Regions from separate parts of the Homo sapiens genome. Here regions 1 and 2 are each linked to region 3. Evidence: chromatin contacts called from ENCODE Hi-C or POLR2A ChIA-PET data. All regions are on one chromosome and are shown on one strand. Each heading gives the region's core, a stretch centred on a gene start or an enhancer-like site at or near the end of the contact. The rest is flanking DNA. Distances are from core to core; before and after follow the strand shown.

Region 1 (4,052 bases), core at 1,058-3,557, 220 kb after region 3:
AACTTCATTACTATCACCACCATCATCACTTTTATCATTTCCATTACACTCTTGGTGCAATGGCGTTGAGTACTCTCTTCAGTCTATCAAACAATATATAACGTGTTAGTTATATGTTGCACAGCTCTGAGAAGCTCAGAGGTTAAATGCTGTCAGCTAGTAAGCAGTAGTAAGGTCTTCAGAGGGATCAACTATTTAAAGCATTAATCTAGATGTCCTATCCCCATAACTATCCTTCTCAAGTAAAAAAGTATTCCAGAATCCTTTCCTAAGCTATGATTTAGCCTTCTCCCCTTTGTATCTTTTTCTCCCTTTTAATCATCTTCCCTTCCTTCTTGATTCACTCTCCTCTCTCCTCTCCTCCCTCACCACCCCACTTCCACTTTTTTTTTTCTTGCTAACCAATATGTTCAAAACCTGAAAGGAGATCAAGAGAAACCTTTCAGGTTTTGAACATAGAGGTTAGCAAGAAAAAAAAGGTGATATGAATGGTGGAAGAGGTGATATGAATGGTGGAAGAGAAAGGGGAAGAGATAAGGTAAGTCTGACTAATATTTTAATTTATTTTAACTTTCTCCAATTCTTCTATAACATAAATGCAGGTTTGCAAGGTTTTGTAGGTGAATGTATATGTAGAAGTAAAAATAAAGTTATAATGTGAATACTGTGGGGGGGGATGCAATATCTTAATCGAAAAAACAAAAACTACATCAAAACACAGAACAAAAAACTCTGTCCATTTTTCCAAACTAACATCGTTTTTTGTTATTAAAAGAAAAATCTCGTTCTCTCTCTTTCTGCTGTGATGTGTGTGCATGTCTGGCTTGCACAGAAATGAGGACCTGAAGAGAGATGGGTGATGTACGATGCGGAATAAAATCCACTTTGTAAACATGTTCTTCATTCCATAATGGCATCCCCTTTGGTATTTACAGAAGATTTCTCCTTGTGTGTTTTACACAAGCATAAATATGACTAATGTGAATTTCCGCTCATTCGCCTTTTCTAGGTGGAATTGTGTAGCCCAGTAAACACAATAATAAAGAAGGCTTCCTAAAGACAAAGTGAGGATTTCTCAGTGTGCTTTTTATTAAAGGATGGAGAAAATCTTGCATTTGGCTACAGGCTGACATTTTCAAAAGCCTGCCCTAAGACAATGAAAAATATGTATCATACACATATTTTAAAAAATTTTTAAAAATTATAAATGTCATACATGCTACTTAAGAAAACACGGAACATTAAAAAATGAAAAATCTGATCATAGTTTCACTTTCAATTTATTGGTATATCCTTCTGCGCCAAGGTTTTTTGTTGTTGCTTAAACGTTTGCCGCCACTTATTCCCTCCCCACATTTTAAAAGGAAGATAATTTATGTAGAATTATGTAGAAAGTGAGGTATCAATTAGTAGGTTGGATTTATAAAGAACAGAAGAGGAGCCACACTGGCCTTTGGGGTAAAGCCAACCATATTAACTGTCCAGCCCTGTTGTCAGGTAGAGGAAGTATTCGTTTGAGGGAGATGTGAGCCTCCCTCATTGTGAAGATAGTTTTTGATCAATTATTCAATATATACAGGTTTGGAGTTCAGTATGTCTTCTAGAACTACTGGCGGCAGCTTCTTTCGTTGACGTGGGCTACAATGGTTGCTAAAACCTGCGTGCCAGAAGCCAGAGGTGGGGAGGCGCCATTTGCTAAACCGGAACTGGTTAAAATCTCAGGGTGGAGACCATTCCCAGTCAGCAAGGGCTTGGGAAGTGCATACAGTTCCTGCTCCTGGTGTCTACTCTGAAGAGCACAGAGTAGACGTTTGTCTGCCATTTCACCGGCAGTAAGATCAGCAGCTGCTGGTGAGCAAAGAGGTAGTAGTGGGTCACTGGACTGGTGGGCGCCGGGGCCGCGCGCTAGATGGAGAGGTCAGCGGCGAACCCAGCTCCATGGCCTAGTCTCGTCAGACCGAGCGCGGACCCTGCCGGCCTCCGTTCTCTTCCGCTTGTCTCAGGTAAAGCGCAGATCCCTCCGCCGCAGCGTGCGCTCCCGGTAGCGCTGCGATCAGCTTTTCGGCAATACCCGGATGGAAGTGTAATGGCCGCCATCAGGGACTCGCAGGCAATGGGTACTACGACAGGTATTCCCCGTCAGCGGGACTGCCCAGACCTTTTAGGATGTCAGAACTTCTAGAGGGCCACCCAGCAGGCAAACGGCGAGTTTGTGGACCGTCAGGGTCCCCCAAACAGGTCCAGGGATCCGCCTCTTGTGAGAGGAAGCGCGAGTTAAATAGTCCCGGCCATTCAGCGCTTCCGCTTAACTTGCCGCAAAGTTTTTCTGGAGAAGTCGGGGTTTTTTTGCCGAGCGCTTTTGCCGACTGCTAGAGCTTACCCTTACTTTCTTAACCTGGGGTTGTTTTACTTCCGGGCTTTTTGAACTCTACACTCTCCTACATTCTAGGAGCTGGGTGGGAGTAGGAGACGGTGTGCCTCCGCGCTCCCCGCGGGGCAGCCGAACCCCGGAGGAAGGGGCGGATCGGGCGCGGTGTTTGGGGCGAAGCTGGGCGCGCGGCGCTCGAAGCACTCACTCGGCGGGTTTCGTGGTTGGTGGAGACAGCAAGGGCGCCCCGCAGACCGCACCCCTCGAGCTATAGGTTCGCAGGCCCGACTCGACGGCGTCCCTATTGCTGGCCCAGCGTATGGTCATTGGGGGCCATTTCTTGCAGAGATGCCCTGCTCCCTGACGCGCTCGCTCTTCTCCAGAGTTGGCCAAAGGTGCTCTTCCCCGCAGACCCTAACCACACCCAGTGGCAGTTGGATTTCTTTGTAACTGGCTTTCTCACATGTAGGGTTCATTTTGACTCTATTCGTTACATGGTGTCCTCTTTGTCAAGTAGACAGTCTCTTCCTAGGTGGCTGTGGTAATTGAAAAGTACATAGAGCGAAATGTATATAAGGAAAAATGTTTTAACTCTTAAGTGGACCGATCAAACAGATGTAGCTTTAAAGTTCAGAATACAACAGTTAAGACTCAGTTTTCTTTTTAGGTTTAAATTTGAGAGCAAGTAGTGTATGTGAGCTGTTTTAGTGCAAACATTGTTGAGTATGTTGTCAAACGTCTAAAAAACCCTAGAAAAATAAAATAAGTCAATGTTCAAGGAATTCATAAGAATGTTGGAATTTGTACAGTTGTCGCAGTGATAAAACATGAAGACACCAAACTGTCAGGATAGGAATTCTATTAACTTGAAAGTGTGCATGTTAGATCTAGTTACTGGTAATTGTTGAATTGCTTTTTCTGCAGCAAGGGGTCTGATTTGAGTGTACTCTAAGGTTGATATCCTCAGGTTTAATTTAAAACATTTAAATTGATTCAGTGAAATTTCCTAACATTTTTTGAGTTTAACTGCAAATTTATAGAAATGCATTCACTATCTTTCAGCAAAATTGTCTTTTCTGAAATTTATAAAGAGACATTGCGTTCTGTTAACACTTTGAGGGTGTTGGGATTTCCTGGGGAAGGTAAGCATAGTAAACGATGTTGATTTTTGCCATAGAAACTGTAAATTAGATCATCCCTAGATACAGAAAATTGCCAACAAAAGGGGAGAATAAAATGTAGGTATGTTACACAACCAAATGTTTCCTGTTTGTTGCGTGAAAATAAGTATAATTACCAAATAAAACGTTTTATATCTGGTTTTATGGAAGGACAAAAGACAGTAACCACAATGAACACCCACTGTGTGCATTGATAATGTATGAACTTTTAAATGCTTCAATTTTTTGCCATGGTCACACTTCGGATTCTGTTCTAGTCTCTCTGGTAATAGTATGCTGTAATCCCAGAAGTTTCTATATTTTGAAATATTACAGAGGGACTATACTTTAGCCTAGATCTATAATTTGACTTCAGGATATGCTTTAAATGCCCTTTAAGTGTATTTTTGTTGTTTACTTTTCTGTTTATAGTTGTTTAGAATTGTTCTCATTGAGGCATTGTGACATTGCATACTTTAGAGCACTTAATACTACTTTTTTTTTTTTTCTTTAAATGATAGGAG
Region 2 (3,878 bases), core at 624-3,123, 150 kb before region 3:
AAGAGTAAAACTCTTGTCTCAAAAAAAAAAAAAAAAAAAGAACCTAATATCCTAATGTAATAAAGTAGAGAACCGTTGCCACAGCACCCACCAAAGTGTGTCTCTCATTGACAAGCTCAGGTACTTGTTTGTCTGTTTCTCCTGCCTACCCCTCAGCCACTCTGGATCTTCCCTTTGATCATTCTTTTCTCTTTCTAGCTTTGATGTTTTGGTTTCCATTCTGTAATTCGCACACTATTTTGTGGACATGCTCTTTTCAAATTTCTCTCCAAAACAATAGTACAAAGGCAGTCATAAACCAATTGTTGGTTTTTACAAAAAATCCCATCATATCACCAAAAACCAGTTTTATCATAACAGGATGAATATCAGACCAATATTCATTATTAGAGATGTAGTCTAAACTGACTCGGGAGAAGACATCCATTGAGTCTTTCATTCAGTGTAATTAGTTGTTATCATACATGCAAAATCCTATAACTATAAAGCATTTCAGAAATAAAGTATTGTTAAACAGCTCCAAATTTATTAAAGTATAAAAAATGTATTGAGTATATACCATGTGGCACCGTGCAAAGTAACAGAGATGCCTAAACTAAAAGGTTATCCTTTGTCCTTATTAAAGTATGACTGAAAGCTCGCTGGAGAATATAGTTTCTACATAGAGTCAAAACAGTCCTTCGGGCTCACAAATTTAATGATTTATATGGTATAACTGGCTTTAGATACAAATTTACATGCCAGACAAGCAATGTAGAAAAATCAAGAACTAGGAAACAGGAAAACAGATCTACATTTCTGCTTTGCTGCAATTCATTCATTTTTTTCAACCATTCATCAAATATTTATTGAGAGCCCATGCTGTGAGAGAAACTGTATTAGGTGCTGGGGAACATGGTAGCAAATAAGAGAGACCATGTATGTGAGCATGAGCAGGTGGCTTAACCTCTCCACATCTCTAACCTCTTTTAGACTCAATGTCTGAGGTATCTTTCAGACCTGAAATGCTAAGGTTTGCAACAGCCTTGTGGAGGGAGAAGCTGCCAAGTCGCCTTGGGACTTGAGGACTTACCTTCCTTTCAAAGGATTAGCCCTTGTTTTGATTTCAAAATAATTTTGTTACACAGTTTAAAAATAATTTGGTCAGGCTCTCATCTACATTGGGGTAATCTTGACGGTCTGGATGTGGTAATTCATGCTCATTAGACTTCAAAGGTAGGAAGTCAAAGTTGGGAAATGGTGGATGACTTTCATCAATTCATAGCCAGGCAGCGGTTCCCATTGAGCAGCTCCTCTGTGGTTCCACCCAGCCTTCCAACCAATAACGCAGCGTCTCCTGCAGGAAACTCATCGCTTGGGTCACCTGTTGCTCTTTGCTCTAATGAGCCTTGAGAAAGGATTGCTGGTCATGGGACCAGAGGCTTTATGGGGAGGGAAGAACTGTTCTTGACTTTCAGTTTTTCGAGCGGGTTTCAAGGTAACAACTTTCTTATTATCTAGCTTCATAATTGCAGTAAGGAATAGCTTTTTTTGCTTGCAGCTGAGATGACTTTTTCAAGGGAGAAAAAGGGATTTCTATAACGAAGAGAGGGAGAGAGAGATGAAGAGGGAGGGAGTAAGGGAGAGAGGGAAGAAGGGAGAAAGAGAGAGAGATTTGAATATACATTGCTTCAAGGATGCAAAAAATTACAACCTGGAAAAGGCTTCGAGTAACTTTAGGAAAATGAGCTGCTGGACTCCTCAGTCAATCTGTCCTTTCTAGTCAATGAAAAAGACAGGGTTTGAGGTTCCTTCCGAAACGGGGCCGGCTAATTTAGCCCCTCCCACGAGCCCAAGGGTCTGTTATATCTCTGTTTCCTTGAGGACCTCTCTCACGGAGACGGACCACAGCAAGCAGAGGCTGGGGGGGGGAAAGACGAGGAAAGAGGAGGAAAACAAAAGCTGCTACTTATGGAAGATACAAAGGGTAAGACCAAAATTGATTTGATCTGAATCCTTAAGAAAAAAAAAATAGAAGGAAAAATAAAAGCCCAGACCAAAAAGCAAGTACTTGAAAGCTGGAGGCAAAAAGCCCTGAATGAACTTTCCCACCCTCTTCCTTCTGAGAGGAGGCAGAGAAAGAGCTTTGGGAAACTTTTTAGGAAGCAGAGTCCAGGGTTGCAGTCAAGGGTGGCTCTAGAGCAAGCTGGAGGGGCTCATGAATATTCATTATCAATTTGTATTCAGAGTTGGTTTTTTTAGAGGCAAATGACTTTTTCAGTCCCCTTGCAGTTTAAGAGGCAGCTGCCTCATCTGCAGTCCGGACTCATCTAGCCTCGGGTCTGTACCTCAGGGTGTTTGCTTGAAGATGCTGGGCTCTGCGTGTAGATTTGTTTTGTTCTCGAATTTCTTGCATGCTTTCCTGTTGTGAAATTAGCAAAGGCTTCTTTGCTGGGAACAAGACAGAGAAGTTAATGTGGCACAAGGCTGTCACAACAGGACCCCAGAGTATGTCTTTCAAAATGCTGAAAGTTTCTTGAGATATGTGGGGGAGTTTTATGTGGGGGACAGAGTGGGGGACGGGGACGGGTAGAGGGAGGAAATAGAATAATTCTATCTTAAAAGGGCAGGTCACATCTGACTACATTTAGATTTTGTCTAAAAACTACAAGAGCAGCCTGGTTTGCACAGATGGTGTGCAGTCTCTATCTTTTACCTCTTTTGGGCATTTTCTGCCAAGACGGAGAGCCAGCTGCTTGCCAGCGTGTGAGAGCCAGGAAGAATCTCTGCAGCAGTGAGGGAGTATAGGGTTGTAAACCTCCTTCTCCTCCTTCTTTATCATCTCTAACTTCTAACATTCCCACATGCTTATACCGTATAGAACATGGAAGAATAGCATGAGTAGCCAACATATTTCTTAATACTTACAATAATGATAGCTGTTAATGTTGACTAAGTCTTTATTCTGTGTTGGGAGCTATACCTAGCATATTACATGTGCTACTTACTTGTCACATGAACCTTACAAGTGCTATCATTGACATTCCCATTTTCCAGATGGCATAATTGAGGTACTGAGAGGATAACTTGCCTTGAGATCTCATAGTTAGTAAGGGCTGAGTGTGGATGGAGGTGGTCTGAGGCAGGGCTGGTGGGCTTTTCCACTCCCCAATACTGTTTCTCTGCTTTTTCTGGTGCCCTGACATTGTGGATTTCAGGTTTGCAAATCCTTGAAGCTACTGGGGAAGTGATACTGGTAAAATCTTAAGTCTGTGAAGGAATTTGTACTTTGCACTCAAGTTCACATACATTTTCCTCATTTGGTGCTCATGGCCATTCTCTATGAGAAGCAGGTATTGTTATTATGGTCTTTTGCAAAAAGGAGAAACTGAGGTCAGAAGGGGTTAGTTTGGTGACACCAGTCACAGCTAGTTGTCAAAAGTCTGGACTGGGGGGCTGGATGTGGTGGCTCGCACCTGTAATCCCAGCACTTTGGGAGGCCGAGGTGGGCGGATCACCTGAGGTCAGGAGTTCGAGACCGGCCTGGCCAACATGATGAAACCCTGTCTCTACTAAAAATACAAAAATTAGCTGGGTGTGGTGGTGTGCGCCTGTAGTCCCAGCCACTTGGAAGGCTGAGGTAGGAGAATCACCTGAACCCGGGAGGCAGAGGTTGCAGTGAGCTGAGGTTGCACCACTGCACTCCAGCCTGGGCGAGAGTGAGACACTGTCTCAAAAAAAAAAAAAAAAAAAAAAAAAAAAGATTTGGACTGGATCTGAAACCCTCTGCTTCTGGTTTTTCTTCCAACCTACAGAGCAGACCCAGTCATCTCTGAACGTCTGTCCCCACCCCAAGCTGCGCCTCATTGAGTTGCTTTCAGTTCCCCAAAGGAACTGCA
Region 3 (4,110 bases), core at 70-2,569:
TTACATATGAGGAGTCTAGAAAAAGAGTTTACAGTTTCCAGAAGAAGGCAGATAGTGAGACGATCAGCAGATGGAGAAGGTGTGGGAATGAGGCTGCGAGAAGGGATAAATTATCTGGGTTGTTACCAAGTATGACAGAGACTATAGACAGGGTGGGATTTACGGTCTCAAATGAAACTGTGCCAAGCTGTCAGAGACACTGGGACTCTATTTTGCTTACTAAGGTTAAACACTAGTATTACTTTTGGTCACCATACTATTAAAAAATAAAGACAATCCTACGAAACTTAGGCAATTAATATCAGAATAAAGAGGTCAATAATGTTTATTCTCTATTAACATGTACATTTAGAAAATAAAAGCAAAGCTTAAAAATGCATGGAAGTCTTACACAAGACGACTGTTGGGGCATAATGCCTGACACAGAACGCAGTTAAACACTGTGGAAAGCCTGAATGAGTGAAAGCATACAAACCACCACCGTGCGGCTCTCTACACTAGCAAGTTTCCGAAGTTCGCCCCAGCCGGTTTCCCTGAACAAGTTCCCAACCGCATCACGTTTAGTTTATCTCGTTATTTTAACTCGGAGCGAGGCAATGGGAAAAAGAAAAACAATGAGAGCCGTACTCTGTTTATTAAGCGATGAATGACGACACATGGGTGAGCGTGTCTGGCATGCCCTATTTAAGACTTTAAACATAGTACATTAGTACGCTAACAGCAAGCTCTGGAAATAAAAGGAACCGCTTGCATATTTAGGGGGCTCTTTTGTAAGCCACAAAGGAAATCACCTGAAGTCAAAGCTCCCCTCTTTTCCTAGCAAGGCAGGGACGACGGCAAAGAGAAAGTAGGTCCCGGGGCGCTGCAACCCGTGCAACTTGCCGGCTGGCGTCCCCCGGCCTCGCGCCTCCACGCCCTGCGCGGGCGACCGCTCTTGCCACAACGGCGCCCCGCAGCGTCCTCCCCGGGGACGCCCGCTCAGCCGGGAGCTCGCGGCCGGTACTCACCCGCTGGGTATACTCTTCTTCTTCACCAGGACGAGAGGGATGAGAGACCCACGCCCCAGGCAACCCCGCTCTCAGGCCTCCTCCAGAACAGACCCCAGGGTACGCTACAACTCACACGCTCACGGGCAGAGGCGAGGGGCGGGGGTGATAGACCCCGGCGGCGAACAGACTTGGCGCACCGAAGATTCCCAAAGGCGCGTGCTCCGCTCCCTCTGGGTCCTGGCAGGCCAGGGGCGGCAGCGCGCATGCTCCTGGGTCGCCGCTACTTGCAGCCCGCGGGCGCCGTAGGGCTGGCGCAGGGTGCGGTGGGGCGGTTGGTGATCATCCTAGCCTGCGGTAGATGGTGCGCCCTGCCTTCCCTGCCCAGACGTAAGAAAAGTGCACTGTCCGTCCAGGTGAATGTCGGGCTGCTGGTGAAGGTTTCTCTGATTCTTCCCTGTCAGACATTCCCGCACTTTTGTGGAGCTCTGCTGCATGGGCAGAACTAGCTGGGCTGGGATAACCGGAGCCGGGGCCGCGCAGGCCGCTGGGACTTGTAGTTCGGGGGCCTGGCCGACCGGTTTGTTAGCCAATTTGGGAATGAGTAGAATTGAAAATCACTCGAGAGCAGTGTTTGATTTGCAAGAAATACGGGTCGGCATATTATTAATTCAGTGCCTACTGTGTGTGCTGAACACCTTGCCTTAGTCCTGATCTTCACATTAGGATAAGCAGGAAGATGAACTTGGAAGGTAGAATGTAATGAACAAAAATTCGCATTATGAACTACAAATGCTGTTGGAGATCAAGAGACAGAGTTAGAAAAAACTTCCTGAAAGACGTGGAGTTTGAATCAGCCTTAGAAACACGGAATGCTATCCATTTGCGGGGAAGTTGTAAAAATTAAAGGTTGGAGATGCCAGGGAGAATAAACAAGAACTCCATCCAGCTATAGTTGAGGGGTTATGTTGGAGAGTGGTCAATGTTGGAGAGTGGTCACTGCGGCTTAGATGGGGAAGTGATGTGAGAGTTTTTTGGCTTCACTTTCAGAAAGGGCCTCCTGGTTGACTTTCTCTCTAATTGAGGCTATAAGTATAGACACAGAGATACATCTTCAGGTTTGAATAAAAAACATTACAGTACTTGTTTAGAGCTTCTGGGCCTCCTGGCCAGTGGTTGCTCTAAGAATTAATACATTTTTATAAATCTTGTAATTCACCTTTGAGTAGCAAAACTACGTTGCATGGTGTGTGTTAGATGTAAATTTTCAAAATATAATATGATAGTTTTTGTAACCTGTTTCCACATTAGTTTTCATGTACCAGAAGTCCCAAGATAGAGAAGTGGGCCCAAATCTTTCTTGATCTACAGGAGCAGGACATGATGACTTGGGAACTGGTCCTCAGAGCAGTGGGTGATTTAGTTTTGTTGCCTTTCGAAGACTTAAATAAATTCACAGATCAGAAAATCTTTTGTCACGCCGTTTGTTCCTAAGTTTTGATTTTGGAAAACAAGATAACAGTTAAGTTAATTTTTAAACTTGCCAGTTAATGCAATACATGGAAGTCATAATGTTTTTTGTAGAACACTGTGAAATACTGCTATATTCCTCTTAACTAAGTAAAGAATTGTTAAGTTAAATTCCACTTCTTCCATATCCTAATAACAATAAAGGGTAGCTGGTGCTATATATTTAATAGATTATTTTTACAAAATGCTATTGTTGCCTTAATTACATCATAACTGTGAATGAGACCTTAATTCTGGACATAGCATCCTAATTCAAATTAAGTCTGGAAGGCATCATTTAGGAAACATTGCTATAAGAGAGTTCAGAAAGGTGTCATCATACTATGTGACAATAGATGAACTGAGATAAAGATAAAATTGGATTTTGGTCTGAATTCAGATCTGCTAAGGAAGGAAAGTGCATTAATACATTTAGAAATATTTCTAACAAGAGCCAGGGGAAGATTAAAGGGAACCAATTTTCTGATTGGATCACAATTAAAGATATGTTACTATATACTAAGATATGCATTGTGTAACCATTTCCACATGCTAGAGGTTTTTCTGTGGTTTTATTTTGCTAGCACTCCTGAAACCAAATGGCCTGTGACAGAAGTAACCAAGGTGACTGAAAATTGTGCCAAAAAGAAGTCTGTGCTGATTCAGGGATCCACATAGTCTTGTGCCCGCAGAATTGATTTAGAAATTTGTTTAGGCAAAGCGCAGTGGCTCATGCCTATAATTCCAATGCTTTGAGAGGCTGAGGCAGGAGGATTGCTTGAGGCCAAGAGTTTGAGACCAGCCTGAGCAACACAGCGAGACCCTGTCTGTACCTAATAATAACAATAATAATAATTAGCCGAGCCTTAGAGACACATGCCTGTAGTCCTAGCTACTCAAGAGGTGGAAGCAGGTGGATCACTTGAGCCCAGGAGTTCAAGGCTGTAATGAGCTGTCATCATGCCACTGCACTTCAGCCTGGGTGAAAGAGTGAGACCCTGTCTCTAAAAAACAAACAGATAAACAAAAACTTGTGTGGCATTCTAGTTTCTACAAATGTCTGGGGAATTGCATGAACTTGCATTTAACCGTCATGTTGAATGATACTCTTGTATTAGGCCATTCTTGCGTTGCAATAGAAGAATACTGGGTAATTTATAAAGAAAAGAGTTTTAATTGGCTCACAGTTCTGCAGGCTATATAAGCATGGCTCTAACATCTGCTTCTGGTGAGGGCATCAGGGAGCTTACAATCATGGTGGAAGGGAAGGGGAGCCAGCATGTCACATGGCAAGAGAGGAAATAAAGGAAGGAGGGGGGAGGTCCTAGACAGACTCTTTTAAACAACTAGATCTCATGTGAACTAACTGAGCAAGAACTCATCATGAAGGGGATGGTGCTAAGCCAACCATGAGGTATCCACCCCCACAATCCAATCACTTCCCACCTGGCCACATGTCCATTATTGGGAATCACATTTCAACATGAGATTTGGAGGAGACAAACATCCAAATAGATCTCTAGTATCTATTAGTAGCCTTTTAATCAATTTCCCTGCCTCCATAGAATATCTATATTTAATCATTGCCTCTTGGCCTTTTGGCTAAGATCAAATG

The links. Hi-C counts contacts between places; a loop is a spot of excess contacts on that map. ChIA-PET counts read pairs that join two places held with the same protein, here RNA polymerase II (POLR2A). Pooled maps may share reads with other maps.
Region 1: a loop to region 3 is called in a map of sigmoid colon, with 7 times the contacts of the local background. The contact joins the promoter of ZNF518A here to the promoter of CC2D2B in region 3. A Hi-C loop is called at or near these places in 10 of 168 maps with a recorded cell type or tissue (CD4-positive, alpha-beta T cell, CD4-positive, alpha-beta memory T cell, CD8-positive, alpha-beta T cell and 6 more), 10 of 37 single-sample maps with no recorded cell type and 30 of 50 pooled maps. POLR2A ChIA-PET finds 5 or more read pairs at or near these places in 15 of 52 experiments (A549, CD4-positive, alpha-beta T cell, CD4-positive, alpha-beta memory T cell and 10 more).
Region 2: a loop to region 3 is called in a pooled map, with 3 times the contacts of the local background. The contact joins the promoter of ENTPD1 here to the promoter of CC2D2B in region 3. A Hi-C loop is called at or near these places in 1 of 168 maps with a recorded cell type or tissue (endothelial cell of umbilical vein), 1 of 37 single-sample maps with no recorded cell type and 3 of 50 pooled maps. POLR2A ChIA-PET finds 5 or more read pairs at or near these places in 1 of 52 experiments (GM12878).

The regions. Positions count from the first base shown.
Region 1 is chr10:96,127,990-96,132,041 of GRCh38, forward strand. ZNF518A (zinc finger protein 518A) reads left to right here and starts at 2,308. Exons shown (of 6, transcript NM_001330736.2): 1 at 2,308-2,763. It overlaps LOC124902486 (a long non-coding RNA gene), which reads right to left. Exons shown (of 2, transcript XR_007062254.1): 2 at 1,066-4,052. RefSeq lists enhancers at 1,264-2,168, 1,721-2,360, 2,169-3,072.
Region 2 is chr10:95,754,290-95,758,167 of GRCh38, forward strand. It overlaps ENTPD1 (ectonucleoside triphosphate diphosphohydrolase 1), which reads left to right and starts at 1,874. Exons shown (of 10, transcript NM_001776.6): 1 at 1,874-1,966. The coding sequence starts at 1,951. It overlaps ENTPD1-AS1 (ENTPD1 antisense RNA 1), which reads right to left. Exons shown (of 6, transcript NR_038444.1): 6 at 1-2,425. RefSeq lists an enhancer at 1,435-1,734 and a silencer at 3,065-3,124.
Region 3 is chr10:95,906,656-95,910,765 of GRCh38, forward strand. CC2D2B (coiled-coil and C2 domain containing 2B) reads left to right here and starts at 1,320. Exons shown (of 35, transcript NM_001349008.3): 1 at 1,320-1,402. All of the region lies in intron 2 of ENTPD1-AS1 (ENTPD1 antisense RNA 1), which reads right to left. RefSeq lists enhancers at 1,347-1,536, 1,577-1,636.